Linked DNA regions of Homo sapiens: region 1 is linked to region 2. The links are chromatin loops, found by intact Hi-C in ENCODE. Cell type or tissue: Calu3. All regions are shown on one strand. Each heading gives the region's core, and the rest is flanking DNA. Links, peaks and the distances in the headings are about the cores only.

Region 1 (16,259 bases), core at 4,575-12,574, 370 kb after region 2:
TTCTTGTTGCTTCCTTTTAATAAACCTACCTTTTAATAAATTATATCTTGAATGTCCTACCTTCCCTTTACTTTGTTTAACATTTTTTGTAATAGTGTTTTGTTCATAGACTAGGCTGATAAAATATCCAGTGTAATCTCAAAGTGAGTATAGTATTTGGTTTCCTAGAGAGTTCCTATCCCATGTGACACTTGTGTAGAAACATTTTTAGAGAATATGTTAAAAATTCACTACAAATATATCTTAGTCTTACAACAACATAAAAGTGATTAGAAATTTTCGAGCAGTGCTTATACTGAATGAGACTCTCTCAAAAAAATATATATTTTAAAATGTACAAAGAAAATGTATTTAATCATAGAGAAGCCATCAAGTCACATGAATATAAATTTGATTGTATCTCTTATCAGTTCTACCCCAGAGATTCTCAGTTGACTTTGTGAGCTTTTTGATCTTTAAATTGAAAATGTTGAATTTTTTTTTTTTTTTTTTTTTGAGATGGAGTGTTGCTCTGTTGTCCAGGCTGGAGTGCAGTGGTACGATCTCAGCTTACCACAGCCTCCACCTCCCGGGTTCAAGTGTTTCTCCTGCATTAGCCTCCCGAGTAGCTGGGACTACTGGCATGCGCCACCATCCCCGGCTAATTTTTTGTATTTTTAGTAGAAACGGGGTTTCACTATGTTAGCCAGACTAGTATCAAACTCCTGACCTTGTGATCTGCCTGCGTCAGCATCCCAAAGTGCTGGGATTACAGACGTGAGCCACTGACCCCGGCCGAAAATACTGAAGTTTTTATGAAAAAAAAAATATATATATACACATTTCATATATAGGAGATATGTGTGTGTGTGTCTGTGTGTGTGTGTGTGTGTGTATATGTATGTATGTAATGTAGAAGTTTAAAAATTAAGATTATTTTAAATCTCATTTTTTCAGGAAGATCTCAGTGAGCACGTAGTTCAGGGTGATGCCCTTCCTGGACATGTGGGTACAGCTTGTCTCTTATCATCCACCATTGCTGAGAGTGGAAAGAGTGCTGGAATTCTTACTCTTCCCATCATGAGCAGAAATTCCCGGAAAACAATAGGCAAAGTGAGAGGTAAGGTTGAAGACACTGCCAAATAACCCAAGGTTAAGTTAGAATTTTAATTAGTTTCAAATTAAGTATTTGATAATGATAAAGATGAAATTAATAATTTGCTTTAGTATCAATTTAAGGAGCATGTCTGTTACATTTTGAATCTTGTTTTTTTTTCCGTTTGACAGAAACTGATAAAGCTGACTTGAGTGGTATTTAAATATAATGTAGCTCATAATGGCCCTTTTAATCATTTTTATTTTTGTTCCTCCCTCTTTTTTCCTATGAAAGTTGACTATATAATTATTAAGCCATTACCAGGATACAGTTGTGACATGAAATCTTCATTTTCCAAGTATTGGAAGCCAAGAATACCATTGGATGTTGGCCATCGAGGTGCAGGAAACTCTACAACAACTGCCCAGTAAGTTGAATATTTGAGTAGGATTAGCATTTGGTGTAGCTTATGTTCGGTAGAGTTACACTGGTTTTCTCAGCAAAGGTCAAATGATGTTTTTATTATTTACCAAGGGAATTTAGTGTAATTTGGTAATTGGGGTTAGAGACCAACCTTAAGATTCTGGTCAGTTTTTTAATATATCTACTGAATTGATAAGGAGGAAGACATTAAAAGTAGAAAGGCAGGAAGGAAAGCTTGGTGCAGAAAGCTTTGGGAGCATCAGTGTGTGTGTCTGTGTCATGGTCCTTACTTTTGACGTGTTGCCCTCTCTGAGTCTGAGTTTCCGCATCTATAAAATGCAAAGATTTGGACAACATTATCCCAAGTCTAGAAAAGTGTGACTAAACTCAAGGAATATTAGTTAACTTGGACCTCAACGAAAGATGCTCTGTCTTCTCAACAGACATTAGATTGTAGCCTGGAATAGTTGTCTTCCCCTTCTACTTTTGTAAGTTTATTTAATTACCAGTGCGATAGCTCATGCCACAGATTTTCTACTGTAAATTTTAATCCCTCCCCATTTTATTTTAAAGTGATGCTGTGGAGATCATTAGGATTTTTTAATTTTAAGGTCTATAAAAAAATAACTATTTAAGGAAGAAGCACCCTCACCTGCCCCCACCTTTTTTATTTGTTTGTTTTTGAGACAGAGTCTCTGTCGTTCAGGCTGGAGTGCAGTGGCACATTCTTGGCTCACTGCAGCCTTAATTTCCGGAGCTCAAGCCATTCTCCCACCTCAGTCTCCCCAGTGTCTGGAACCACAGGCACGTGGTACCATGCCCAGCTATTTTTTTGGTATTTTTCTGTAGAGACCGGGTCTCACCTTGTTGCCCAGGCCAGTCTTGAACTCCTGAGCTCAAGTGATCTGCCTGCCTCAGCCTCCCAAAGTGCTGGGGTTACAGGCGTGAGCCACCGCAACTTCTCAGGCCCCATCTTAAACAATACATTTTCCCCCTTTCTGTTCTTATTATGAATAGAGTTTCCATACTTCTATCCTGTGTGTGTGTCAGTTGTTTCTCATTCCCCCACAGTCTGCCAGTATTAAGTCCTTTGGAGGCTGTATTGCAAGGAGCAGGTTTCTATGTCTCTATTTCTTCTGCCATTGAAAAGGATTGTTTTTATTGATCACTTTACATGTCTCCAAGAAAAAAGTCCATGGTACAAGGCAAGTGCATGTTGTGTTGGCCATGTCGGTATTCAGCTTGTAAATATCTATCATTGTCAGAGCTTGCATTTAAGGAATAAATTCCTAGTCACAGCCATAGTCATATTTTGGGGATGTCAAAACTGGCCTCAGAATACAGAATAAGTACCATTTCCCATTGTTGAAAGTACACTTTGCTTCTTTATTACATTTGTTTCTTTATCTTCTCTATAGTCTATGTTAACTGTATTTCTTCTTTTCAGGCTGGCTAAAGTTCAAGAAAATACTATTGCTTCTTTAAGAAATGCTGCTAGTCATGTAAGTAACCTTTAAACAACTTTAGACTGCTGAGGTAGAGAAATATGGATCAGGGAGTCTCCTCCAGTTTTTATTAATAGTTAGGGGAATATCTCTTGGCATTTATATTCAGATCCATGGTGAAGATCGGAATGAAGACAATAGAACCATAAGCATCTTTTCTTTTTTTTTGAGACAGGGTCTTGTTCTGTCACCTGGGCCTGGAATGCAGTGGTGCGAACATGGCTCACTGCAGCCTCAACCTCCTGGGCTCAGGCATTCCTCCCACCTCAGCCTCCGTAGTAGTGGGACTAGAGGCATGTGCCACCATGCCTGGCTAATTTTTAAATTTTTTTCTCTTTTGTAGATTCAGGGTCTCACTATGTTGCTCAGGCTTGTTTCAAACTCCTGGGCTCAAATCTTTCTAAAGGCATTTTTTCCAAAGTGAGTATCTGAATAAGCACATTATTCAGGTAGTGAAAACCAATGCTTAGTGGGAACTTTCTTTTGTCTCAATTACTCAAAATTTATTATCTCAAAAAAGAATGCTGGCTGGGCACAGTGGCTGATGCCTGTAATCCCAGCACTTTGGGAGGCCGAGATGGGCAGATCACCTGAGGTTGGGAGTTCAAGACCAGCCTGGCCAACATGGTGAAACCCAGCCTGTACTAAAAATACAAAAAATTAACCTGGCATGGTGGCCCGCGCCTGTTATCCCAGCTACTTGGGAGACTGAGGCAATTCAAGAATTGCTTGAATCTGGGAGGTGGAGGTTGCTGTGAGCTGAGATCATGCCACCGTTTTCCAGCCTGGATGACAGAGTGAGACTCAGTCTCAAAAAAAAAAAAAGAAGGAAAGATTTGATGGTGATTTTATGTAACACTTGAAAGAAGTGTATCAGCTGAGTGTGGTGGCTCATACCTATAGTCCCACCTACTTGGGAGTCTGAGGCTGGAGCTTTGCTGGAGCCCAGGAGTTTGAGGCTACAATGAGCTATGATCCGTCCAGTGCACTCCAGCCTGGGTGACAGAATTGGACTCTATCTCTTTTAAAAAATAAATAAATAAAAAAGTATCAGTTTCCACCCTTGCATACCAACTTGTCTTCCTTAACTCCTTATTTTTTTTTTTAATCCAGTTAGAGTCTGTTTTTTAGCTGTTAGTATTTTCAGCAACTGCAACTTGGACATTTTTAATCAATAACCTGAGATTTTTCTCCCCTATTCCTCTGTACTTGTCTGGACCGCCTCACATTCCAAAGTGAAACTAGGGGGAAAATGGAGGAACATCTCATTTTTTAATTTCCACTTTTTCCACAGTGTACTCCATATGCCCTCAACTTTGCCTTGTAAAAAATAGTTCGGGAAGTAAACTTGGTTAGTCAGTGTTTAGCTTTATTACTTATATGAACTAACATCTATTCTAAGGTGTACTTTTAAAATATTTTAGCCTCTTGGAAATTGGAATGGGTTTACAACTTAGCTTTGAGTCATAATTTAATTGACAGCTTATTTCCCCCTCTTAGTGGTATATAAAATAATGCATTTTAAAATTCATGACATCTTGAATTGATCATAATTTTAATGTTTAAAATGTTAGTAGATTGTTTTATCTTTCTGTTGAAAATATGATATTTATTAATATTATTAGGCTATAGTTTATAATTAATTTGGAACCAGTTTTACTGTCATAGCTAGTCTAAACATCATTTCATTAGCTATAAACGTGATGGCTTCGTCACCCAGGCTGGAGTGCAGTGGCAGGATCATAGCTCACTATAGCCTCAACCTCCTGGGCTCAAATGATCCTCCTGCTTTGGCCTCTCAAGTAGCTGGGACCACAGGCATGTGTCATCATACCTGGCTAATTGTTGTATTTTTTGTAGAGACGGGATCTCACTATGTTGCTCAGACTGGTTTCGAACTTGTGGGCTCAAGCGATCCCCTCACTTGGCCTCCCTAAGTGCTAAGATTACAGGCATGAACCATCATGCCGGTGTGATGACCCTGTTAAATTTTTTTTTTTTTTGAGATGGAGTTTTGTTCTGTCACTCAGGCTGGAGTGCAGTGGCATGATCTTGGTTCACTGCAACCTCCACCTCCTAGGTTCAAGCGATTCTCCAGTTTCAGCCTCCCGAGTAGCTGAGATTACAGGCGTTTGCCACCATGCCCAGCTAATTTTTGTAATTTTAGTAGAGATGGGGTTTCGCCATGTTGGCCAGGCTGGTCTTGAACTTCTTACCTCAGGTGATCTGACTGCCTCAGCCTCCCAAAGTGCTGGCATTATAGGCGTGAGCCACTGCACCCTGCCAATAATTTTTAGATATGTGCTTTTTGAGAGAGGATTTCATTAAGCCTTTTTCTTCCATATTCTAATGAAATCCTTTATAACTCACAGGGATCACATTTTCAGATGTGTTATTTTAATTATTATTGGCTTATTTTAATGTTAAATACATATCTATGAAGATGTTTCGGTCTGTTATTGGCTTATTACTTAAACCTCATGATGAATTTTGGGATTAAGTTTTGTCTTCTACTAAAATTATTTTCTATAAGGATTATGGTTGTCTAAAACCAAAAAAATTAGAAAGCTACAACTTAAAATGTTTAATAGTTAGAACTACTTGGGAATGGTAGGGTTTGTCCTCTTTGGTAGAAAGGGTTTTGGTATTGTCTTGTTTAAAATAAGAGGTGCTAAGTTTCCCGCTTCGGAAGTCTGCAAGGAAGTAGGCTTCCTCGCCAGACTCTTGAACTCCTTTGACTCTAGTCTGTGATCCATGTGTATTCCCAAGTTGAGTTCTACCCCTTGACAATTTAGAGCCAGTGTAAGGGGTAGAAATGCACCCATCTTTTCAGTAAAGTAGTGTTACAGAATTTTCAAACCTTGCTTCCTTCTATCGCAGCTGGCCTTTCAGAAAAGGTACATATTTGTATGTCAGTTTATGACATACAGACTTTAACTGAATTAATTCATAGGGGTGAGTGGATCTGCCTTTTTCTTTCTTTCTTTCTTTTTTTCTTTAAATTAATTTCAGTCCTGCTCCTTCTGTGTGGATCTGCTTTTTAGAAATTTGGCTTTAACTATAATTCATGTCTTCCTCATTTGTTTGGCTTTCATTAGGAAACCGGACATGAGCATCATCTTTTTCCTGTTTCTGTTGTCTCTGTCTGTTCATCAGCAGTTATGGCTTCCTCTTTCATTCCGTACTGACATTTTGCTGAGAAAGGCTGTACAGTGGACTGCTCAGGTGCCCTAAGGAGCCGAGCTAAGGCACTTTGCAGCTTATTCCTTCCCTCACTGAATCTTTCATGTTAGCTGTGCAGCTAAGGTTTGCAGGGGCAGTGGGCAGCAATGTGTGGGATCCCTGAGCTTGGGGCTTTTGTTGGGTTCCTTTTCTGCCAATAGCAGTTGCAGAAGTAACAGCCCCGAAGGCTGTCTCACTGCCACTGCGGTGCCTCTGAGTGTTTTGAAGTGAATCTGTGTCCGTTTTTTTTTTTTTTTTTTTTTGCCAGGAAAAAGTAGCTGTGCTTTTGCAAAAGAGAAAACCCATTGTTTTAAGAGAATACATTACTTTTTAGAAAAAGTTTGTACAGGTCTGTAATTTTATAGTGAACAAAAATTTCTTACGTTCTTGCAGTTTGAGAGGTACTGTGTACCAGGCAATGTTTTTCAAATACTTGCTTCCTTCTGTCAGGGTGCAGCCTTTGTAGAATTTGACGTACACCTTTCAAAGGACTTTGTGCCCGTGGTATATCATGATCTTACCTGTTGTTTGACTATGAAAAAGGTACGTTGAAATTTCTTCATTTCAAACTCTTAATGTTAAGTAAAAGGTTTAAAAACTAGGAAGTTTTTTTATATTTTTAATTACTTATTAAATAGAATTGGTTAATTCATTTTCTTGGTGAATTACTGCCAGTCCTTCCCTCTCATGCTCTTGCAACATTGAGACAGTGATGAGTTGGGAATACTGCCTTCCTAGAGTAGGGTCTCTATTGCTGAAAATACTTTATTATGTTACAAAAAAGGGACATTCCAGGTGGTTTCTGTAGCGGTCTGTCTATGCTACTATATTGAGGCAAGAGAGGAAGATATCATAGTGTTTGTTTTCTAGGATTCCAGCTGTTTCTGCTTCAAGCTTCTTCAATTAATAAGGCTAGTGAGCCACAGTGAAAAATTCAAAAAGAGGTTTGGAGTTAGATGGTGGAGGGCCTCAGTGAAGAGGTTTAGACTCAAGAACTAGGGGGGTAGGAAATACTTTTTAGCTGAAAAGGGAAATGTTCAAGACTAATGTTTTGGTAGCTGATGAAATAGGAATTTCAGAGGACAGAGACTGCAGGCAGGGCGAGCAGCAATGTGGGCTACAGGAAAGGTAAGCCTGAATTGGAGTAGGGGACCAGAAGAATGGAGAAGAGGGCATAATGGCGGGGGGGGATCCAGAATGAGATTTAAAAACTTACATAGCTGTAAAAAAACTGTAATTGTTTTTGTACAAACATAATCATGATAATGATATAGTCCCTAAACGTCAGTATACTATGTAACCAAGTGATTTCTCGGGGACTTAGACTCTAAAACTGTGTTGGGTATTAATTTCCAACTGAGTTGATTTAAAGTTAGTCTAGTTGGCTAGCATCACTGTACCAGATACTGTCTGTTGTATTAAAGAGTGTGACAAAGACCCTGGCACCACCTGCTGGTGAATTTTAATCAGAGTTCCTAGGGGTTGGATTATTATGATGTATATATTATGTATAGGAAAGGACCCTTTTGTTTCTGCGAAATGGTATTAGGAGAAAGAAGGAAGAAAGGAAGGAAGGGGAGGGGAGGGGAGGAAGGGAGGAAAGGAAGGAGGTGCATCTATTCAGATTACATGAGTAGAGTGACCAAACACATGGAACAGGTTGTTTTAGTCATGGAAGAACATTAATGAAAAGATAAATGAGAAAGAGTGAAGTGATAAATGATCTTATTAGCCAAGATTGAGATTAATTGATCTAGCTGCAATTTATTTATTTATTTATTTGAGACCGAGTCTCGCTCTGTTGCCTAGGCTGGAGTGCAGTGATGTGATCTTGGCTCAACCTCCACCTCCTGGGTTCAAGCGATTCTCCTGCCTCAGCCTCCTAAGTAGCTAGGACTGCAGACTCCTAAGTAGCTGGACCAAGCCCAACTAATTTTTGTATTTTTTAGTAGAGACGGGGCTTCACCATGTTGGCCAGGCTGGTCTCAAACTCTTGACCTCAGGTGATCCGCCCATCTCAGCCTCCCAAAGTGCTGGGATTACAGATGTGAGCCACTGCACCCGGCCAAGCTACAGTTTACTTCTGAAAATCAATGAGAGTTCAAATATTACTAATGCCCCATTTTCACCAGGCTATATCTTGATCTGAAGTTGAACCTGAATGAGTTAATTGAGAAATGAAAGCAATGAACTTTTATACTGAATTTTGATTTTTAAGCTGGTGTTTTTCTTATAAAAACAATTCATCTTCATTAGAAAAAAAAAAAGTATTTCAGAAGATTATGAAATGAGAAATAAATCTTTCCTGTTTTTCCTTGTTCTTACTGTCTTACTTTTAATAGTTTCTTGTGTATTCCAGAAAAACTTTATGCATGTACAGGTTCATACCAATGCATATGAATGAATATATATGTGATGGATTTTAGTATATATATATACTAAGTATATATATATATATACTAAGTATATTTGTTGGACAGATGATTTATTGGTGATACCTTAATTCATTTCCTGTAGAAGTGCCTTCAACAGAGTGACATTGATCATTTGATAGACATTAAAACCTAATACAACAGATTTGCTTGTGGGGGAAACATGGTAGCTCAGAGTGCTTAAGTATTATGGTTTATAGCTAATCAGACAATTTTTTCATGACATTTGGTGTGTCTGCTGTTTTTAATCAGATGTTTAAAAGTCTTCGAAAAGATTAGAAACTTACAGAAATAAATTTTATATAGTACTTTCATATTGATTTCTAGTCACGTAGTATGGATAAGTATCAAAGAAAATGTATAGACAGCATAACAGGAAGTAGGGGAGATGACTGACTTCTGGTTCTATCCTCAGCTGTCTTCAGCGCTACAGCTTTCTGCCAGCTGCATTTTCCTTCCAGGTATTCTACACTGCAATAAAAATGAAAGCCAGAATATAAGGGCTGGGAGGTGGTGTTAGGTTAGAAGGGCTGTCCTGCATGGGCTCAGTATGGCTACTAACAGTTATTCTCATTGTTGAGTAAATAGAGTTGCTAGGCCTGTCTAGTGTAAGCATTCAGTAATAATTTAGGGCTTACTTTTCTCTTAATTTTCTTTATTCTTTCTTTTTCTTTCTTTCTTTTTTTTTTTTTTTTAGAAATTTGATGCTGATCCAGTTGAATTATTTGAAATTCCAGTAAAAGAATTAACATTTGACCAACTCCAGTTGTTAAAGGTAGTAATAATAACATGAAATGTAAATTATCCCTTAGCTTTAGGACTATTGTACTTGCTTGTATATGGTTATGTTCTCTTTGCACATGGGGATGACTGTTAAATTTAATGTGTAGACTATGTGCTTTGGTATTCTGTTCTGTTTGGGAGAAGGGTTCTGTATCGATCCAGCTGTCTTCTCCAACCATTTCCATGGACCCCACTGGTTTTTGTATTTATGAAGGAACGAACTAGACCATAAGTTTTTGTAGGCCATAGTGGCTAGCCCTTCTCATTCATAATCTTTAGGTTGCTTCTGTTCTGCAGTAGCCCTTCTTCATATAATGGTCATTATTTTACAATAGGCCTTTTATGCAATAGTTGGTAAATATATGTTAATTTCCAATACCTTTGAATATTTTGTATCATGTAATTTTACATGGTACCTCTTCCTGTCCCTATTAGGAACCTAAATAAATGCATGATTCCCTATTAACAGTTATCTAGTGAAGAATTTTTATATTCTTCCCTAATTGAGTATTTGATCATTATCTTAAATGTGTATGCACATATAAAATATATATAGTGGCTAGTGCTTATTCTTATTAAACTGATAGTTCTACGTTTTATAGGCTTTTTTATCTTGCTAGTTTTTCAGGATATTTTCTGTTAACCATCTCTTCATAAGCTAAGGCTTCCTTTCTGATTTCATTTTGTTTGTGTGCTTTCTAGCTCACTCATGTGACTGCACTGAAATCTAAGGATCGGAAAGGTATGTACCAATATGGAAACACTGTTTTCCTTTTGTAGTTAGCATTAATAGGATTTTTAAAATCGATTTTAGCACATACTTGATACTTGGTCATTTTTATGAGTATAATACTGGGCCTTCTAAATGTAATTTTATAGTTCGGAAATGAATTTGCATTTGTTTTCTACTAAATATATATCATGTGTATAGTAACCATTGCATTGCTTTTCTTAGCTTGATGATCAAAGTGTTAATACTTATCAATCTTTCCAAACATTCTTAACCATTACAAAGTAGAAAGTAAATCAACTATAGAATCCGGCTACAGGGTCAATTTGAACCAGCTCTTCATTTACCTGTTATGACCGTGGGCAAGCTTTGTCCTGCCTACCACATCCCTTTATAATTTCACTTCACTTTTCTACTCCCATAGAAATTAATGGCTGTGCCATTCATATGAGGCTTATTGTATTCATTTTAAATCCTTTATTTTCATATATGTCCTGTCTTTTCAACTAGAGTGTTAGCCCCTCAGGGGTAGGAAAATGTTTTTATATTCCCAGAGACTGATGGTGCTGTACATATAGTAGGTGTACTATAGATATAGGTGTTTATCTGTAATTGTGATAACCATACAGTTTTAATATCTTTATAAAGATTGTGAAGTGCTTAAGACCAAAGATTATCCCCACCCAGAGCATAAACGTAACTATATAGGCTTATAGATATTTTATGAGTCTTAGTAATAAAATGAATTTTACCTTTAGTTTATTCTGCTGGAAAATTATACATGATTTTGTCTTTGAATTTGTAATACAGGTTTTGTATGTGTGTTTTTAAGAAAAACTTGATATTTTAATTTTTTCCACTTTTGGAAAATAATTCTTTTTTTTAGTCTATATTGATTAATTGATAATAACAAAAGCACAATAGTTGCTGTATATTCTCTTAATTTGTAATTTCTGAGCTGATTTTAGTATTTCAAATAGTAGTCTTAGCAAAATCACACAACTCTTAATTCTCTGGAGAAATAGCAAAATCACAGCTTGTGACTACTTTTTAAAGAGTAGTACTTTAGTACAAATTTTATAAGAAAATAATCACTCTTGGGTCTACAGACTGGTGTCTATTAATCGTTGCAAACTGGTTTTCATGATGCTTATTTAGAAAATGGGTTTTTGATGTTTAATACATACAAGAGCCTTTAAAAAATACTATATATAGGGGCTGGACACGGTGGCTCACTCCTGTAATCCCAGCAGTTTTGGAAGCCAAGTTGGGAGAATTGCTTGAGGCCAGGAGTTCAAGATCAGCCTGAGCAACTAGACCTCATTTCTACAAAAAAATTTTTAAAATGAGCTGGATGTGGTAGTGCATGTCTATGGGCATAGCTACTCGGGAGTCTGAGGCTGGAGGATCAATGCTTGAGCCTGCTTGAGTTTGAGGCTACATTGAGCAATGATCATTCCACTGTGTTCCAGCCTAGATGACAGAGTGAGACCCTACCTCTATTAAAAAAAAAAAAAGGGATCTCAGAGTTACTTATGCTCTCGCGCTTGCTCACACACACACTCTCTCTCTCTTTCCCTGTTTTTTTTGGCACTAAGGATTTAAGAAAGCTCTTAGTGATATAGTGGCATTTTATTTACTGAGATTTTGTGTTTTAAAATTTCAGAATCTGTGGTTCAGGAGGAAAATTCCTTTTCAGAAAATCAGCCATTTCCTTCTCTTAAGATGGTAAGTTATTGAGGAAAACCAAGGCAAGGCTATCATTAACTTTGTCATGTATGAATAATTTACTTTTGTTTCTTAAAAGGATCCTAAAAAGGCTGTGTTAAAGACAATGTTAATATGAATTTATCATCATTGGTGCCTTTTAGAGAAGATACTTTGTGTGTTTGTGTGTGTGTGTGTGAGTGACAATCCCACTTTGACATCTAGGCTGAGTGCAGTGGCGTGATCAGGGCTCACTGCAGCCTCAACTTCCTTGGCTCAAGCGATCCTCCCACCTCACTCAGTCTCTCAAATAGCTGGAACTGCAGTTGTGCACCACCATGCCTGGCTAATTTTTTTATTTTTTTGTAGAGATGGTCTCACCTTGTTGCGCAGGCTGGTCTCAAGGGAATTCAAACCTCTGGACTTACGCTGTCCCCCAGCCTCAGCCTCCCCAAGGGTTGAGAATACAGGCATGAGCCAACACACCCAGCCAATAAGATTCATTCTTGTGTAGTATACTTGTGCTACTTTTTTTCTTTCCCCAAGAGTAACTTCTATTCAAATAAATAAAAATTCCCATCTCAGTATGGTAATTTGGTAAGAGTAGCAAATCCATATATTTCTGTTTATAAATGGGAAGGAGAGGGCACAGGTATAGGAGTTAGAGAAAGGTGATGGTGGGAGAGGCAGTTTTTGGTTTTTTTTTTTTAACAATATTTTAAACTGTTCCTTAGTTTTGAGAGGGAAGCGAGTTTCTTCAACCAAAGAAAATAAGTGCCCCTCTTACTTAAGATGATATTGAAATTTCAGAAATTCACTCTGAAAAAATAGATCTTCACACAAAAACTAGCATGAAGACTTAAAAACTAGATACAATTTAATACGGGAACACCCTTGACAGCATCAGGAAAGCCCACACAGATGCCAAGGAGATGCTGGCTCTGCTTTTGTTCCACCGACTCCAGTTTCTAAATTCTGGTCTTTCTCGTTGTCTTTTTCTGCTCGTGTCAGGTATAGTAGATTTCTTAGGCAAAAATAGGTAGTTTTAGTTTACTATTATGTGGAAATTCTTATTTGGGGAGTGGAGCTTATTAGCTTAATGGGTTTTATCTACTGTATTAGCTACTTGCTAACACGTGCATGGAAATGTGTGTGTGATTTAGAAAGGAGAGAAGTGACCATAATGAAGATTTTGTTAAAATATTTAGGTATGTATTTCTTGAGGGGTTCATAAAACAATCTAAATCATTAAAATCTCAGTGGTTAAAGGTAAATTAAGTATTGATTATTCATTCTGCAAAAAGGATGCTAAAAGAGAGCCCCTGCAATGAACATTATCCTAGTGCATTTAAAACATCATTTTTGGCGGGACATGGTGGCTCATTCCTGTAATCCCAGCACTTTGGGAGGCCAGGGCAGGCAGACAGTTTAAGCTCAGGAGGTTGAGGCTGCAGTGAGCTGTGATTGTGCCACTGCACTCCAGCCTGGGCAACAGAGAGAGATCCTGTCTCAAAAATAAATAAATAAGTAAAATGTAATTTGTATAACTTTTAAGGTACTTATGAAGCCCATCTAAGTAAGATCATTTCTTCTAATTCAATTTTCTAAAATCATTTGTGTTTTAGAAATCTCATGATTCCCAGGAAAAAAATTTTAAATTGTGATACAGGTTTGACAGCCTTTTAGTCAAATAAGTTAAAACACACACGCAAACTCATTTACTCACTTTGCCATTATAATTCAATCACAAAGAAATTTTGGCCAGGCGTGGTGGCTTACGCCTGTAATCCCAGCACTTTGGGAGGCCGAGGCAGGTGGATCACGAGGTCAGGGGATCAAGATCATCCTGGCTAACATGTGAAACCCCGTCTCTATTAAAAATAAAAAATTAGCCTGGTGTGGTGGCGGGTGCCTGTAGTCCCAGCTACTCGGGAGGCTGAGGCAGCAGAATGGCGTGAACTCAGGAGGCGGAGCTTGCAGTGAGCCGAGATCGCGCCACTGCACTCCAGCCTGGATGACAGAGCGAGACTCCGTCTCAAAAAAAAAAAAAAGAAATTTTAACGCCAAAATAATACCAAATATAATCTCATTATATAGACACTTTTCTGGCAAATTTGCCTTTTAGCAATCTCAACACTAATATATTGTCCTAGTCTTTCTCATTTTGCATTAGTCCAGCAAAAATATGACAGATACGTTAAATAAGTCTTTAGATATAGGAGAAAATTAAAAAAGTCCCACACAAAATTGAATACAAACTGTTTTAGATGCTGTACTTTACATGCAGCTGGTTAAGAGTAGGCCCAGAGCTAGATGCCAGGTCACCAGACTCCTGGGCTGTGTTCTTACCACTATATTATTCTGTTTGTATGCATTTATTTGCTGTTAAAAATTAAATACCATATGTGCTATACATGTTCTTTGATACCTAAAATTTTGAAGTATCTAAAATAATCTGCCGGGCACAGTGGCTCACGCCTGTAATCCCAGCACTTCTGGAGGCCAAGGCAGGTGGATCACCTGAGGTCAGGAGTTTCAGACTGGCCTAGTCAACATGGTGAAACCCATCACTACTAAAATACAAAAAATTAGCCAGGCGTGGTGGCAGGCACCTGTAATCCCAGCTACTTGGGAGGCTGAGGCAGGAGAATTGCTTGAACCCCAGAGGTGGAGGTTGCAGTGAACTGAGATTGTGCCACTGTGCTCCAGCCTGGGTGACAGAGTGAGACTATGCCTCAAAAATAATAATAATATAACATAATCTCTGTCAAATTCATTTTGCCCTGAGCATATTTATGTATATGTCTGGGCTTCATGTTTGTTTAAGACTGAACAAGTCCGTTCTTTGGAGGTTACTAACCAAGTTTCATATTTTCAATGTCATTTTCTAGTTAAAACTGCCAAAATAATCTGATGGCAAAGTGTCTAGATAATTTAGTTTAGATACACTGATAGCATTTGTCATTTATATAAATTATAACTTTTTTGATTTATGAGCTGTAGCATAATGTTTTCATTTTGGGGATACATCTTTTCAGGAAGTTATGGGATTTGTTTAGCATCATCACCTTCAAAACAATCTAAACATCATGGTTTTTCATAGATTTTAGGCAAGTAGATTGACATCCCCAAATGCAGTGTAGAATACATGACAAATGTCTTGAATTCATGATGTTGCCTATTGTGTTAGAGTTCACTTTGGATGTTTACTAGTAATGGCGAAAAGGATTTGAGGTTAAGGACCATCTTTGTGTTTGTCAGTTATCACAGACAGTGCCTGAGACTCCTGCTTTTGCTGCTTAATTTCTTTTGACCTTATTTAACATAATCATCTACCAGGTTGTCACTTTGAGTATGACAAAATATGTTTGTGCATTATGCACAAAACATTTTATTGCTACTAATGATAAATTCTTATTATTTTTAGTAATAATTGTATTTTTTTTGTTTTCTTATTCTGCTATCCATCTCATCAAAAACAAAATTTACCAACAAACAAAACTGTAGGTTTTAGAGTCTTTGCCAGAAGATGTAGGGTTTAACATTGAAATAAAATGGATCTGCCAGCAAAGGGTAAGTAATTCTCTATGCAGCACATTCTATACTCTCTATGCCTATCTAAAAAATTCTTTCATTCCTGTCTTTGTATTTTAATGGAATAAGCTAAATTGAAATCTCATTGTGGCTTCCTCCACCAAGCACAATGCTTATTGGACCCTTTAAATAAAACATATCTTGCATTCATGCTAGTATGTGAGTATTTCAAATTAATGATGAATATTGTAGAAATTTCAGTTTACATGTGTCTTGTGTGAACAATATGGTGGTTTTGGGGAGATACTTATAAAGTGGATAGTCACATCTCTTGGATTTAGTTTTTACTTTCTTATTCCCATATAAGAATGTTTTAAATAATTTTCTAAGCAGTTTTCTGTTGTTAACAGTAGCTAGTAATAATTATTCAGGAAAAAAATTTCTGCAATTGTTTTAAATCACTTACAAATTTAGTCATTTTTTTGTTCAACAAATATTTTTTGAAAAGCTGCTATGGACCAGGCATTTTCCAAGTGCTCGGGACAAGTAGTCCACAAAAGAGAATAAGGCCTTGTCTTCCTGGGACTTATATTTCAGTTGTGGAAAACAATTAGCTAACTATTGAATATATCAGAGAGAATATGTGCAGATTGATGGGATGCATTGCAAGGGGCTTGGGGTAGTAGAGTGTGGGGTGTTGAAAGTAGTTAATTCAGATGTCATGATTGGGCATTGAGCAATACCCTTGAATTTGTTTTGGTCAGAATAATCTGTAATTGCCCTCATTATGCTGTTTGTGACAAGCTGGTCCTCATTAATGTAGTGAATTCTCGACTAAGGTTTCCCTA
Region 2 (16,259 bases), core at 3,994-11,993:
TAATCTCAGTCCCTCAGTTAACTTCAGTTAAGTCATGAGATTTAGTTTGGCTTTGGTGTATTAGCTCCCAAGATGATAACTATCAAAACAGAGAACGAGTGTGTGTACATGTATACAAACGTGTGATTCGGTCTTCGGGATGGAGCTTTAGGATACAGAAGCGTTGCATAGATAGCTTAATCATGGTTTTTATAGTATATAGGCTTTCTTGTGTATTTGCAACTTCCTTATAAACAACCTGCTTCTATTGGTTTAGTCCAAGTTGATAAATATTGTTGAAATGTTTTGACAGGCCAGAGCATTTCCATAAATTTGACTGAAAGACCCCAGTACATTGATTTCTTATTTTTCTTTTTGAAGATTCAGGAAAAACAGAGGAGACAAGAAGAGCAGAGGAAAAGACATTTAGAGGCTGCCGCTCTGCTGAGTGAAAGAAACGCAGATGGGTGCGTTGATGGAAGAAGGCAGGAGACTCCTCAGTGCATGTGGGCTCTGCTTCAGACAGATTGGCATTCTCTTTCTCCTTGTCTGCTTTGACTCTAGTGGGACCCGAGATGAGGATTTTGTCTTGGGGGTTTTTTTAAAGAAAGGAGGCTGAGGCTGGCAGGGGTGGGGAATTGATGATGCTGGTTTCAGGGTTTCAGAAGAAATTGAATCTTCTCCATCACTGCATCAAGATGGGCCCTGTGGTCCCACTGGATGCAGGGGATGGGGCACTCAAATGCTGCGATACAGGCTATAACAGATATCCACAAAGCAGCTTATGCAGTGTTGGATTTGTTTCCAGGTGATTTTTTTTAAAAAATCAAGAATGTCATTAAATGCGACTTAGAGTTGCCAAGTACCACAAGAGCTTCTAACCTAGTTCGCGTTTCCTAGAAAGAAATAGCTCATGATTGTATTCTGTTTTGGATTTCTAGAATGTTATATTTAAATCTCTTCTCTTTGTGAGTCATGCAAATTAAATACATGATCATTTTAAATGCATTTTAAAACCTGTGCTCCACTTTGAGGGTGTAGAGAAATAATTTGTCTGGCATTTTCCTTACAGTTTAATTGTAGCTAGTCGTTTCCACCCCACTCCCCTGCTGCTGTCTTTGCTGGACTTTGTGGCCCCTTCAAGGCCGTTTGTGGTCTACTGTCAGTACAAAGAGGTAATACTGGAATGGAATGGGCAGGAATTCTTATGTCTGAATGTTGATTCTTAAACTGCATCCCAGGAAGTAGTTCTTAACAGAATTCTGTTGTTGTCTGCAGCCTCTGTTGGAATGCTACACAAAACTGCGGGAGAGGGGAGGGGTCATCAACCTCAGGCTGTCTGAAACCTGGCTCAGAAATTATCAGGTACGTGTTCTTACAGCCAGTCCCAAGAGCTGCCCTCCCGAGACTTGACTTTCCTTGCAGTAGTACTAGAAGTCATTAAATAGAGTTATCTCAGCCAGGCACAGTGGCTTATGCCTGTAATCCCAGCACTTTGGGAGGCCAAGGCAGGCAGATCGCTTGAGCCCAGGAGTTCAAGACCAGCTTGGGCAACATGGTGAAACCCTGTCTCTACAAAAAAAAATACATAAATTGGCTGGGCATGACCCTGTATCTACAAAAAATATAAAAATCAGTCGAGCATGGTGGCAGGTGCCTGTAGTCCCAGCTACTCAGGAGCTGAGGTGGAAAGATTGCTTGAACCCTGGAGGTCGAGGCTGCAGTGAGCCGAGATCCCACCACTGCACTCCAGCCTGGGTGACAGAGTAAGACCCTCTCTCAAAAACAAAACAAAATAAAAATAGAGATGTCTCTGTTTCTTTCTACAGGGATGGAGATTTCTCATGGCTGTTACTCAGAGAATATGCCCCTGACTTTTTGTGACCCTTTTTTTCTCTTGTTATGTCAGAATATATTACTCTGTAACTCTGCCCTAAAGGCATTTAAAATGCAAACCATTATGGTTCTTATTTCCCCAAGGCCTCAGTATCACTGTGGATGATGTAATTGACAATAGCAAAATTCCCAGGTGGATGAGAAACTGGCCCTTTCCTCTCTGCCAGGATGTTTTTGCAGCAAGTTTTCAGGATTTACTGGTGGGCTCTGTGTCAGTTCAGGTCTTCTGGAAGACATATGCTAAGATGGAAGTTGAAGTGTAAGAGATTTATTGAGGGAAATGCCTTAGAAAGATAAGGGGAGAGGGAGCAAGATTGGTGGTGCAGGTTGATGCCTGGGCAAGGAGCGGGTAGAGAAAGGAGGATGGTAGGAAGAGCCTGCAGTGCTGCTCTGGAGAAAGTCTCCATGAGGCTGATGGCGAGCCCAAGTGGAAAGATCGCCATTCAAGGAGCCCTGTGTTAAGCAGAAATGCTCCAGCTCTGGTACCCATGCTCAGTTACTGACTGGAAGCAACCCATGGCCTCCCTCGGTATGAATGCTGCAGTGGATCCCAAAGGAGCGGCAGCTGGAGGTGTTCTACTGCCTGAATGCCTCTCAGCTGTTCCCTCATGAAGGGAGATCTGAGGGGAGCACCTCCATGCTGCCGTAGGCCCCGTCTCATTGCTTGGTGTCTTACCATACTGTAGTGGGGATGCTATTGAGCCTTGGGTAACCCTGCCCTTTGTGGAGGTTGTCTGTCTTGGCTAAGGTTACAGGAGAAAGAGGAGAGAAGTTGCCTTGGCAGAGTTAACAGGGTAGCGGGGAAGGGAGGTTTGGAGTGTAGTACATTCAGTAGCAACTTCTCCATAGACCCAAGCTCCATTATTGGCCATGAAGCTTCCTGAAGCCAGGAGAAAGAAAGCTATATGCACAGTTCTAGAGTACTGCCAAGACCATTACCCATTCTCCGCCAGAAACATGCTTCAGTTTCTAGATAAACCTGGGCTGAACTGAAAACTGCTTCAGTTCTTTTTCTTCTCTTTTTTTTTTTTTTTTCATTTTTGAGACAGAGTCTCGCTCTGTCGCCCAGGTGGGGTGCAGTGGCGCGATCTTGGCTCACTGCAACCTCTGCCTCCCGGGTTCAAGCAATTCTCCTGCCTCAGCCTCCCGAGTAGCTGGCATTACAGCTGTGTGCCACCACGCCTGGCTAATTTTTGTATTTTTAGTAGAGATGGGGTTTCACCATGTTAGCCAGGCTGATCTCAAACTCCTGACCTTGTGATCCACCTGCCTCAGCATCCCAAAGTGCTGGGATTACAGGCGTGAGCCACCATTCCCGGCCAGTTTTATTTTTCAAAAGAAAATCAATTAAACCAATTTCTACACTTTTCTTTGCATTGTAATGTGAAGAAATTAGTCCTTAGAAGTTGGTCCATTTAAAGCCTGGTGCCGTGGCTCGTATCTGTAATCCCAGCACTTTGGAAAGCCAAAGTGGGAGGTTCACTTGAGGCCAGGAGTTCGAGGTTACAGTGAGCCAAAATCTCACTACTGCACTCCAGCCTGAGGAACAGTGAGACCCTGCCTCTTAAAAAGAAAGAGAGAGAGAGAAAGGAAGGAAGGGAGGGAGGAAGGAAGGGAAGGAAGGAAGGAAGGGAGAGAGGGAGGGAGGGAGGGAAAAGAAAAGAAAGAAAAAAAAATGTCCATTTAAATCATCAAGAGAACCTGTGTTGTTTAAATTCTGATTTTTGGTATATGTGTTGTTAGCATGGACTTTATTGTCTTAGGAAAGCATGAATGTCTTTTCTGTCTTGATTAGGTTTTGCCAGATCGAAGTCATCCTAAACTGCTGATGAGTGGAGGTGGGGGTTATCTTCTCTCCGGCTTCACCGTTGCCATGGACAACCTTAAAGCAGACACCAGCCTCAAATCTAATGCAAGCACTTTAGAATCACACGAGACTGAGGAGCCTGCAGCTAAAAAACGAAAATGCCCAGAGTCTGACTCTTAACCCTTTTGAGAATTGCTCTGAATTTTGTTCTCAGGCATTATACAGTTAGTAATTAAACTTTAAATGCCATTACTACTTGTTTTTTCATATCCCAAGAATAAGAACATGTCTATGTACCCGTTTCTAGGAAGGAGGAGTATATGCCTTTTGTCTATTTCTGACACAGATGCATTTGGTCTGTCAAAACTGCAACCATGGGGTATGTAGTATGACCAACTGCATTTAACAAAACTCCTCTAAGTACTTCTAAATATTCTGTGCAAATATCTTGAGAACTTCAACATCCTAAAAATGTGTTTCTACAAGACTTTATATTTTAAGCTAAGTGGAATAATACAACGTAACTAAAACATGGCGGGTACCGAAAGGAGGGCAATTCATGGAAGAAATTTCCTCTGTTCATTCCGTTCTCTTCAACCTAAGCAATATGGATGTGTGAGTGTGTGATTTATTATGGTACCAAAAATGTCCACCTTCTTTCCTGCAGCGGAATAAGCTTTTTTGAAATGCTGAGGTTTTATTTTAATAGTTGACAACCTGGGAAAGTTCTGAGTATTTATTTTACTGCTCTTTTTTGTGCATAGAAAGGTTTAGTAGGGTACTTTTTTGCATTAATTTGCCAATACTCTTATTCTTTGTTCTAAATAAAGTGACTAGAATTTTTGTGTACTATTCAATTAAAGGAAACAAATGTCTTTTCCCCCTCTATGGTCTTATGGATACACATTTGCACACACACACATATGTATATAGATGTTGGTATATATACACACATATATTTATATATACACAGATATATACATACACATGCAAGTGGAGACATAGATTGTACCACCTGTATGAATATGTATGTACACATGGGGACAGAAAGAGTGTGCAGTCTATTTGAACTGTATCAAAGTCTTGTGCAGGACTTAGACCAATTCTCATTGTATTAGTGTCATTCCTTGTCAAATGTCCCTAAAGTGCCTTTCTTGATTATTAATGCTGAAGAACTCTGTCATGATTAGATGGTTACCCTTTCTAAGCTCTGAAAAACTCTAATCATTTGATCATGTGCTGTAGCAAAGAAAGTGTTTAGAATCAGCCAAGGCTCTTGTTCATTTGAGAGATTGAGTCTTGCTCACTGGAACATGGTCATCGTTTGCGTTGCTCCTGTCATAGAATAGGCCTGTATCATACAGCAAGGAACATCTCAGAAAAAAAATTTTTTTTCCAAATAGCATGTGCTATGCCAATGTGATTACTAAGTACAATTTTGAGTCCTTTATCCTAATTGCTATTAAAGAATAAAAATGTCGGCCGGGCACAGTGGCTCATGCCTGTAATCCCAACACTTTGGGAGGCCCAGGCAGGCGGATCACCTGAGGTCAGGGGTTCAAGATCAGCCTGACAAACATGTTGAAACCCCATCTCTACTAAAAATTAGAAAATTAGCCATGCGTGGTGGCTAACGCCTGTAATCCCAGCTACTTGGGAGGCTGAGGCAGGAGAACCGCTTGAACCCGGGAGGCAGAGGTTGCAGTGAGCCGACATCACGCCATTGCACTCCAGCCTGGGCGACGAGTGAAACTGTCTCAAAAAATAAATAAAAATGAAAATGTTTCCTACTGTGATTCTTCTAACAGTGATGCAGTCAGTGATGTCCTGTGGGCTTTCGGCCGATTGTGACGTGGTCTGTCTATTGTAGAGGACATGCCTGGATTGGCACCTCACGGAGTGTGTTGCAAGCTGGTGTCACACACACATGTAGCTAATCAAGTTTGGACAAGGAGAACAGAAAACTGCATAGATTAGAATCAGTAGTGGCTGGTCTCCTGGTTACTGGTTTGCAAGTTGCATTCCGTTCCCTAAATCTTTTCTCTTGAGTTTCTTGAGCAAGGGGTCTGGGGTCTGAGCTACCAAGGCCCTGCATGCTCATGTTACCTTGTGAACTCATCTTACCAATGCCAACAGCATAAGTTAATCTGTATTTTTTTTTTTTCTCATTCATATAGTTTACTTAATCTGCGTACAGATGATTGAATTCTGTGGTTTGCAAACTTAGCATTGGAAAACTTAGATTCCCCTGGAGGGCTTGGTAAGCAGAGGCCACTGGGCCCTCCACCCCACAGAATAAGATTTCAGTACTTCTGGAGTGGTACAGAGCATTTGCATTTCAAGTAGTTTCCAGGTGATATTGGTGCTGTTGGTCCAGGAACCGCCCACTGGGAACCACGACTGTGTGCATGCACATCATGGGTACAGCTAAATACAGGATGTTTTTGTCTTGTGTTTAAAATGGACATTCACCTTTGGAGCAGATGAACGGATAATTTTATGATTTTTGGACATCCAGCCACCAGAGGAGTTATGTAGAATAGCACTTTAATGAATGGCAATCAAGAAGTCAAAGACAAAAATCATTCTGTAACATCCATCCTGTTCCTCCACTGGACTAGGGTACTTGGCAATATAGCATGGCACCCATTACAGGGCATTTTTTAGCTTAAAGGTACACTCAAATTGTATGAAGCAAATACTGAGCAATCATTCATGCATTGGTTGTATATTGAAAAGCCAAAAATAGCCTTTTCTCAATACATAGTGAAGCTTTGGGAAAAAAAAATGGAGTGTTTGCATGTTGTTTTAAAGTGTTGGTTGTAAGTATTGCAAGAACAGTACTAAATACTAAAACGCATGTCCTAAAAATCCATGATCAGGATTCACTTTATCCTGATTTTGTAATGCCTTTAAGTGCAGTGCTAGAAAGGAACAGAGTGTATCTAATAACTTGAAATATGATGTTGCCTCTAGGCTAGTATTAATTTTTGTAAAAAGGATTATAATTTTCCTTGAACTTAACTATGTAGCACAGGTCAGATGGTGAGAGAGGTAAGTCCCTGAATAGCTACTTAAAAAGCAACCAGTAACCTTTCAACTACCGTATTAACCTTTACTAGGCACCCACAGCTATCTGAGTTTTTATGAGAAAGGGCAAGATCTTTGAAGCATAGGAAATGAATATCATACTCTACCCACTCCTTTTGGAAGGCCCTTTTTACAGTTCTATTAATAACCTGGGGCTTTTTTGTTTTTGTTTTTTTTTTTTTTTACTCTTAGCTGAGATATCATTAAAACAAGACTGGAAAGATTTTGACATTTCATTTTTGCTTTGACAGGTAACAAGGTGCTGTGGATATTTTGTTTTGAAAGAGGGGTAGGTCAATCTGTTGGATGTTTGGTCTACATAGTGTTATAATTCTAAGCCAACAAACTTTAAAGAGTGGAGAAATTAATCCAGGGGAAATGATAGCAGGCATTCTTTTGCCTTTTGGGAATACTTTTCCTTAATCAAATGCTTAGGTGGGTAGTGACCTCTCAGTGCTCTCCTGTCACCTGTGAGTGACACAAAATAGGAGCTATAAACTAGATTAAATTAAATTAAATAATTATATAGACCAGACTTGGTGGCTCACACCTGTAATCCCAGCCCTTTGGGAGACCAAGGAGGGTGGCTCACTTGAGGTCAGGAGTTTGAGACCAGCCTGGCCAACATGGTGAAACCCCTTCTCTACTAAAAATACAAAAATTAGCTGGGTGTGGTGGCGGCACCTGTAATCCCAGCTAGTTGGGAGGCTGAGGCAGGAGAATCACTTGAACCTAGGAGGCAGAGGTTGCAGTGAGCTGAGATCACACCACTGCACTCCAGCCTGGGCATCAGAGTGAGACTCTGTCATTCATAAATAAATAAATAAAGTCATATGGTGACAGATTCAAGAAAGGAGATAAAAATAAGAAAGAATATGATTAATTTAAATCAGCGGGCAGCAAATCTGGCCCACTACAAGTTTTTTGTATGGCCTGTAACGAAAGATTTTTACATTTTTAAGTGGTTGAAGCGGAAAAGTAAAAAAAATAAAAATAAAAAATAAAATAAATTTGTGACATGGGAAAATTACATGAAATTCAAACTGAAGTTTTATTGGAACGCAGCCACTCTCAATTTGTTTATGTATTGTCAATGGCTGCTTTCACACTGTGGCAAAGTTGAATAATTGTGATAGAGCCCATATGGTCTCAAAGCCTAAAATACACGCTCTCTGGGCCTTTGTGAAAAACTTTGCTGATCACTGATTTCAGTGGCGTGATGAGACGGATTGTGGCACTGGTGGAAACGGGAGAGCAGCCCTTTGGAGCAGCCACAGTGGGAAGCAGGTTTGGTGTGGGCAGCAAGCAACAATGGACAGTAGTGTGACATCCAGAGCTCCTTCTCGGTCCGCTGGACCTATCAGCAGTGTCTGACACCGTCCATCCCTCTCCTTGCCAGGCTTTTCCTCCCTTGGCTTCTAGAACACCACTCTCTCCTGGTTTCCCTCCTACCTCTCCAGCCTTTCTTTCTGTATCTCTCTTACTGGTTCTTCCTCATCTCTGAAACTTCTAAACATTGGCATGCCTCAGGGCTCAGCACTTGCACTTCTTCCTTTTCTTGTCTACACTAACTCCCTAGGGTGTTTGGAGGATTTGGGGACTGATCAAAGAGAAAGACATGACCATGAGATGGCAGCAGCACACACATATTTTATTGGTGATGGTGACACTCTGACAGGTTTGCATAGGGGTAGGGGGATGTCCCTTAGAGCAAGAGTCTGTGCAAAGAGCACACACTACAGGTGTTGCTACTCAGAAGGAGAGGAGGAAAGGCAAGGATACCCCCGAGGGAGGGGAGAGTCAGAAACAAGGCTTATGTGTCTAGGTGGTGTTGCACAGCAGTACAGAGGGGAGTCTCTGGGTCAGAGAGCTCCGAAGGACAGGGACGGCTTGAGGTTTGTGTTTTTGTTTTTGGCTTTATTTTTCTGAGACAGGGTCTCACTCTGTCACCCAGGCTGGAGAGCAGTGGCATGATCTCAGTTCACTGCAACCTCCACCTCCCAGGCTCAAGTGATCCTCCCACCTCAGCCTCCCAAGTAGCTGGGACTACAGGCGCATGCCACCACATATAGCTAATTTTTGTATTTTTAGTAGAGACAGGGTTTCATTACATTGCCCAGGCTGGTCTTGAACTCCTGAGCTCAAGCGATCTGCCTGCCTCGGCCTCCCAAAGTGCTGGGATTAACATCGCACTTAAGGTCTTATAACCACAAGGCTCTATGTTATCAATGGCCAACAGATGCTGGGTATAGTTTCACCGGGTATGTACCAGCAAGGCCCTGAATGGCTAAAAATTGGCATAAAATTTGTTTAAAATAATTGGATGTGTAAAAATTTGAGTTTGGCTTCTGCAGTAATCAGTGTCAGCCTGCAATGAAGAAATAAACAATCTATGAGCCAATAAACAGAGGCCATCTTTCACTCATTTATATAACTCTAGGTGATCTCACCCAGTTTTAAGGCTTTAAATACCGTCTCTATGATGATGACTCCCACATGCAGTCTTCAACACAGGCCTTTTCCTCCAGCACTGGCTCATATACCCAGCTCAACACCTCTGCTGGGTATCTATTCACGTCTCAAACTTAACAAGTTCAAATCTGAGCTCCCCATCTCTACCCTTCCAAACCAGTCCCTCCTGCAGTCTCCCCATCTGTTTTCCCAGATGCTCAGGCCTAAAGCCTTGGTATTCTCCTCTCATTCCCTCATGCCACACCAAAACCAGCAGCCCTACGTGTCAGCTCTGTCTCCAGAATAGATCTAGAATTCTACCACTTCTCCCCATTCCCAGTGCCACCACCTTGGACCCTGCCATCACAATGACCCACCAGGGTCATTACAGTGCCCTCCTTATTGGTTTCTGTGTTTCTGCCTTCACTTCCCCTACAGCCATCACTCAACCCAGCAGCCAGTGTTGTTATAAACATAAAGCAAATCCTATCAGTCATCCGTTGAGAACTCTCCAATTGTAAAACAAAAGTCCTTACCAGGACCTACAGAGAGCCCTGCGTGACCTGGCCCCTGCTGCCTCTCTAAGCTCACCTCCTACGACAGTCTCCCACTCTGGCCTCTTGTTCTTCTTCAAACATGCCAAACACATTCCTGACCCAGGGCCTTTGCACCTACTATTCCCTCTGCCTGAAATGTCCTTGCCCCAGGTGTCCACATGGCTCACACCCTTTCTTTAGGTCTTTCATCAACAGATACTTTCTCAGTGAAGCCTGTCATATATGTGAGTGTCAGGATCCTGGACTGCAGAATTGTAATTACTGCAATTAATTAATTATTTCAGCACCTGAAATCTCCTGATTATATTATGTGTTTGTTGTTCGTTTGTTTGTTTTGAGACAGAGTTTCGCTCTTGTTGCCTAGGCTGGAGTGCAGTGGCACGATCTCAGCTCACTGCAACCTCCATCTCCTGGGTTCAAGTGATTCTCCTGCCTCAGCCTCCCGAGTAGCTGGGATTAGAGGCAACTGCCACTACACCCAGCTATTTTTTTGTATTTTTAGTAGAGTAGAGTTTCACCATGTTGACCAGGCTGATCTCCAACTCCCGACCTCAGGTGATCTGCCTGCCTCGACCTCCCAAAGTGCTGGGATTACAGGGGTGAACCACCCACCCGGCCTCCTGATTATACTATGTTTTACAGTGGCATGGTGTGTATTTTCATTTTGTAATAATAGGACCCTTTCTTTCCTCCTGTCCCAGCTCTGTGTTATAACTCCTTCTCGATAAACTTGTCATGATATTATAAATCATGACAATATATTCAAATAAGAAAATAAATCTAAAAGTTAAATTACAGGTGGCTGCATCTGCACACAGATTTGGAGGATGGGGCACTGAGGCCATTGTTTCTCATTGTATTAGATACCTAGGGCTGCCATAACAATGTGCCACAAGCTGAGTGGCTTAAAACAACAGAAAAGTATTCTATTGCATATCTGGAGGCCAGAAGTCTGAAACTGAATTGTTGGCAGAGGCAGTGTTCCCTCTGACAGTTCTAGGGCAGAATCCTTCCTTGACCGTACCAGAAAAATCTGGTAACCCAGGCATTTCTTGGCTTGAAGAGGCATAGCTCCAGTCTCTGCCTCTGTCTCCACATGGTATTCTCCTCTGTGTGTGTGTTTGTCTCTGAATTTCCGTCTTCTTGTAAGGACACCAATAATACTAGAAACTCTAATGACCCCATCTTAACTGCGGAGACCTGATTTCCAAATAAGGTCACATTCATGGGTGCCAGTGGTTAAGACTTCTTCATTTTGGGGACAAAATTCAACCCATAATCCTCATTTATAAGCCTTTCAGGACTACTTAATGTTTTTACAATGGACATAAATTATTTTGATTAAAAGTGGGAAAAACAGTGGACTAGATTGTTCTTCACTTCTTCCTGAAGAAATGGTGACATCCCCAAGATCCTAATTGTACCGTCTGAGCAGCACGTATTGGGTGGGATTCTCTTGGATGTCTCCTTCATCTTTGATAGACCATCTACACCTTCACGTTTCCCTCCCCTGGGGTGTTTGCAAACTAAAATGAAAAGATGTACTAATGTGCAGAACCTCAACAAGGCAGATGCCAGGGGGAAGCTGGGGGGTGCCATATGCATTGCACTCTAGCTTCCAGCAGCTTTCCTCGTGAGCAGTGCCCAGTGTGTGAGTGTGTGTGTGTGTGTGTGAGATTTGCCAGGCTGGCATTTGGTGTATTGCTGGGTTTTATTTTCTCTCCTATAGACAGTAAATCATTTTTCACCTTGGGCCCCTGAATCTCTCTTTAGGAAAGGATTTTGTTTTCTGCTGGGCTGTGATAGGAAAAAAGGAAGAGACATTGTACTCTGTGCATGTGAGTACATGCTGAGCATTTCCCAGTATCTTGTATCAGGATATATTAAGACAAGGGGTTGCAAGTGCAGGTATACTATTTGGCATAATATAAGCCTTGACTTTGGATAGTTTCTTAGGTCAGGGTCCCCCAGGAGCAAACCCTGAGACAAGTATTTGAAAACAAGCAGTTTATATGAGAGATGATCCCAGGAAACACCAGCAGGGTCACCAGTGGGCAGTGGAAAAGGTAAAGGCAGCCAATAAAGGCTGCATTATTGGGCAGGTCACTGCTGTGGCACCTGGGGCATGATCCACAGAGGAAGTCTGGGAGGCAGTGCAGAATATGTGCCTCAGTGTCTCTCCACCTGAGGGGGGTGGGTGCTGGCCTGCTTTATTATGGGTTGAATTGTGTCCCCAGAAAAAAAACATGTTGAAGTCCCAACCCCTAATACATGTAAATGTGACCTGACTTGAAAATAGGGTGGTTGCAGATGTAATTAGTTAAGATGAGGTCATACTGGAGTAGGATGGGTCCTTAATTCAATATGACTGGTGTCCTGATGAAGAACACCATGTTAACAGACAGACTCACAGGGAGAGAGTGCCCATGTGCAGACAGAGGTGGCAGTGGGAGCTCTGCTGCCACAAGCCAAGGAAGGCCTGGAAGAAGCAAGGAATGAAGAAGCAAGGATGAAGCAAGAAACCAGGAAGAAGCAAGGAATGATCCTCCTCTACAGGCTTTGAAGGGAGCATGGCCTTGCCAGCACCTTGATTTTGGACTTCTGGCCTCCAAAACTGTAAGAGAATAAATTTCTCTTGTTTTAAGCCATCCGTTTTGTGGTGATTTGTTATGGCAGCCCCAGAAAACTAGTATGGTATGTATTTACCAACCCCCCTTGTCCACTATAAGAGCTACCTCCTCCAGCAGCCTTCCCCTCCTCACACCCCCATCACTGCCCTTTACAAACAGGCAGTCACAATCCCATGGCCAGAAAAAAAAAAAAATGCAGGCAGAGAGATAGCAAGAAACCTTCTAGAAGTGTGTGTCCAGGTTTAGAAAAATTTGCCATCAGATTTATAGCACTGATGGGCTCCCCATATGACAAAGCAGCAATGCTCCTGGAAAAGTATGTCACAGAGAGTTCATCTAAAAAGAATCTGGTTAAGTAGCACAGGCAATTCTTGACTTAGCCAAGAGGAGGAGAACCAGGTCTTCCTTGATGGATAAAAGTCCTACGTGATTTTAAGTCTTATTTTTGCCTCTGCTGGGGCTCGGCCCACACCATCCCAAAATATGACTGGAGGAGACCACAATGTGCCACCCAAAAATATACCTCTTTGGCATATTTCGAGCTGATTATTCAGAGAAACTACAGACACAGGAATGGCTCTAAAAAGCTGTCCTTTTTACAAGGAAATGTACATCTAGAAAGGAAATCTACATTAGTAAAGTATCTGTATCAGGAAGAAGGCTGCTCAGAGGTAGGGATCTCAGAAGGAAAGCTGGTCAGCAGCCAGGATGCCTTCCCCGCTCAGGAAAGGACATGGTCTCTAGTGAACCTGACAGACAACCAGATGGCCGCTGGCCTCCATATGCACAAACAATGAAAGTACACTGGAGCCCATTATGAAGAAGAAAGATGGTAACAAAGATTCAAATGGCATGAAAAAGAATCTTCAGTTTGTTGGCATTAATGGAGGTTATGCAACAACTTCAAGTGATGATTTTCACACAGATGAAAGCTCTTCTTCTGAGTCAGATGACGAGTGTGATGTCATTGAGTGTCATTGAGTAGTATCCTCTTGAAGAAGACGAGGATGAAGACACTTGGGGAATGGCCAAAGGGCACCATGCCATTAACATTGAAGGTTTCAAGTTGGCCAGGGTGGAAGATGAAATGCAGTTTCAAGAACGTGAACCTGAGAAGGTGAAAATCAGAGGGAGGTATAAATTAAGTGAAAAAATGTTGTCTGCTTGCAACTTACTGAAAAATAATATAAATGACCCCAAAGCTGTGACCAGCAAAGATATGAGGTTCTGTCTGAACACCCTCCAGCACAAGGGGTTCTGCGTGTCCAGTCAGAAGTTAGCCATTGCAGCCACCCTGGGAGACTACAGAGCTGCTTTTGAGGCTACCTCCCTGGATGCCCTCTACTAGGTCATCAACTTGGCAGATGGCAACAGCAACACAGCCCTCCATTACAGCATGTCCCACTCCAATTTTGAGATTGTGAAGCTGCTGTTGGACACCCACATGTGTAACGTGGATCACCAGAACAAGGGGCTATACCTTCATCATGCTGGCGGCCCTCGCAGCTGCGGAAGCAGAGGACATGCAGGTTGGGGAAGAACTCTGGCTGAAAGGTGAGCCTCAAAGCCAGTCAGCTGGGGCAGATGGCCCTCATGCTGCAGTCAGTTACTGTGCAGATCGGCATGGTGTATGGTCTGCCGGCCTGTGGGGCTCAGGTCAACCTCCAGGACGACAAGGGCTCCATGGTCCTCATTGTGCCAGCAAGCACGGGCACATGGAGATCATCAAGCTGCTGCTGGCCCAGCTGGGCTGCAACGTCCACCTGCAGGACAATGATGGCAGCACCATGCTCTCGATCGCCCTGGAAGTGGGGCACAAGGGCATCACTGTTCTTCTGTATGCCCACATCAGCTTTGCAAAAGCTCAGTCTCCGGGCACCCCTAGGCTTGGAATGAAGCCACAGAGTTTCATTTGATTGATTGTATGCAAATAGCCCTCCATTTTAATGCCACCATTAAGCTGCCAACTGTGCCTGTTGGAATGACAGACACTGAATGTATATGCATTGTGCCTGAGCTCACCAGCAAACAGAAGCATAAAGCCCAGGGCTAAAGACTGAAGCTTTCACAGTGCAGAGACTGCCAGCCTGGGCACACATGCCTCCTTTCTGGCCATCTTCTGTCTGCGTACGGTGCACTTTAACCTACTCTGTGTTGCTGTTGAGTCTCTGCTCTGTTATGTACAGCCATAGGGAATTGTGACCTGACCTGACCTGAATGGGCACCTTCTATTCCGTCTCTCCACTCCCAGACCACCACCACAGAGAAGTGTCAGGTTCTCATTGGCATCACGTTTTAAAATTTTTCCACAAATATTTATATTTACCAAATGTGGCACCATTAGAAAGCTCTTCCAAAATTCCATCCCAGCACAGTTTTGTTGATTTTTCTTGTATTATTTTAAAGTAAGAAAGTTGATCATCAGTAACTTCAGTCTGGGCTAGATAGAACTCTCAAAAACTATGAAACTTACAAAAGAAAATATTTTCATTTGGTTTCATCTAGGTAGATGTAAATATGACTTTTTTAAAAAAAAAGAGTATATGAAATTGGCACAGTATTTTCAACTTTTATATTTCATACTAATTAAAGACATGAAGAACTACATGTAACATTATCATATTTTTGTTAATAATTGCACAATTCTGTATCTAATGATAAAGGTTGAATTGTGTTAGAGGAATTGGCTATGTATTTGCCTCTAGAGAAATATAGTGTAGTTCTCTGTATTTATGGATTCCTTTATACTGTGTCACATTTACTTTGGTCCTACATGTATTTAAATATTTGAAGTGCCTTAGACTTTTGCCATATTTTCAAAATAAAATTTCATTAAGCTTTTAAAAAAAAAAAAAAAAGAAGGCTGCTGGATCACTTTGATTACCTGAGAGATTTTATCTGCATAACAACACAACCTTTATTTATCATACAATTCCTCCTGCTACCTTCCCATAACTGTGTCCCCCAGGAACCCCAAGCCCCCTATTCTCTTCTGTAGCTCAGGATGCTATAAAAACTTCAATCATCTGGCCCTTCTGAGTCTTCTATTGTGTGGGACTCCTGGGCCTATGCATGTAATTAAAATGTTTTTTTCTCCTGTTAATCTGCCTACGGTCAGTTTATTCCATAGACTTAATTATCCAACCTTCAGAGAGTAAAGAGAAGGTCTTACTCTCTTCTGCACCACCTTCCAGAGAATAACTCTTTACCAAAACTGTGAAAACAGTAGAAATCAACCAAGTAGAAGCCACCAAGGGTGAGGAATTAAATGACAGGTAAAAAAAGGGAGAAGGGGAATTGTCCAACTGTATTGTCCTAAGAAGCTGCAAGAATGATTACGGCAGCAGCTAACACTTCCTATGCCGTTGATATACACCAGGCACTGCTCTGTTTTGCATCAACTCTATCATCCTTGTAACAACTCAATGAGACAAATATCTTATTTCATTGATGATCTTGAGGTTCAGAGAGGAAAAGTAACTTGCCCAAAGTCAGAGCTACTTAGTAACAGAGTCAGCAGAGTAAAAGCTCTACCTTTTTTTTTCTTTTTGAGACAGGACCTTACTCTGTCACCTAGGCTGGAGTGCAGTGGCACGATCTCGGCTCAATGCAGCCTCAACTTCCAGGGCTCAAGTGATCCTCCCGCCTTGGCCTCCTGAGTAGGGAGGGACTATAGGCGCACAACACCATGCCTGGCTAATTTTTAAATTTTTTGTAGAGACGGGGTTTCGCCATGTTGCCCAGGCTGGTCTCAAACTCCTGAGCTCAAGCAAACCACCTGCCTTGGCCTCCCAAAGTGCTGAGATTACAAGTGTGAGCCACCATGCCTAGCCTCTCTCTCTCTCTCTC

The links. Hi-C counts contacts between places; a loop is a spot of excess contacts. Peaks named below come from ENCODE experiments on the same cell type or tissue, not always from the same donor. Only the 100,000 strongest peaks of a DNase experiment are listed, where the experiment ranks them.
Region 1: it touches region 2 in a loop (3-fold over the local background); 25 of 110 quality-filtered maps call a loop at or near these places.

The regions. Positions count from the first base shown.
Region 1 is chr20:5,560,656-5,576,914 of GRCh38, reverse strand. It overlaps GPCPD1 (glycerophosphocholine phosphodiesterase 1), which reads left to right. Exons shown (of 20, transcript NM_019593.5): 9 at 937-1,099; 10 at 1,370-1,502; 11 at 2,946-3,000; 12 at 6,676-6,768; 13 at 9,355-9,432; 14 at 10,143-10,182; 15 at 11,837-11,898; 16 at 15,385-15,450. Among named protein-coding and RNA genes, the nearest start is that of GPCPD1, 42 kb to the left of the region's middle. In Calu3, for the core only: no CTCF peak of the experiment used is centred there; a DNase peak (open chromatin) is centred at 7,664.
Region 2 is chr20:5,926,138-5,942,396 of GRCh38, reverse strand. It overlaps TRMT6 (tRNA methyltransferase 6 non-catalytic subunit), which reads left to right. Exons shown (of 11, transcript NM_015939.5): 8 at 361-446; 9 at 1,052-1,154; 10 at 1,258-1,344; 11 at 3,671-5,169. The coding sequence ends at 3,862. It also overlaps the pseudogene KANK1P1. Among named protein-coding and RNA genes, the nearest start is that of TRMT6, 16 kb to the left of the region's middle. RefSeq lists silencers at 2,276-2,464, 8,400-8,449. In Calu3, for the core only: no CTCF peak of the experiment used is centred there; no DNase peak of the experiment used is centred there.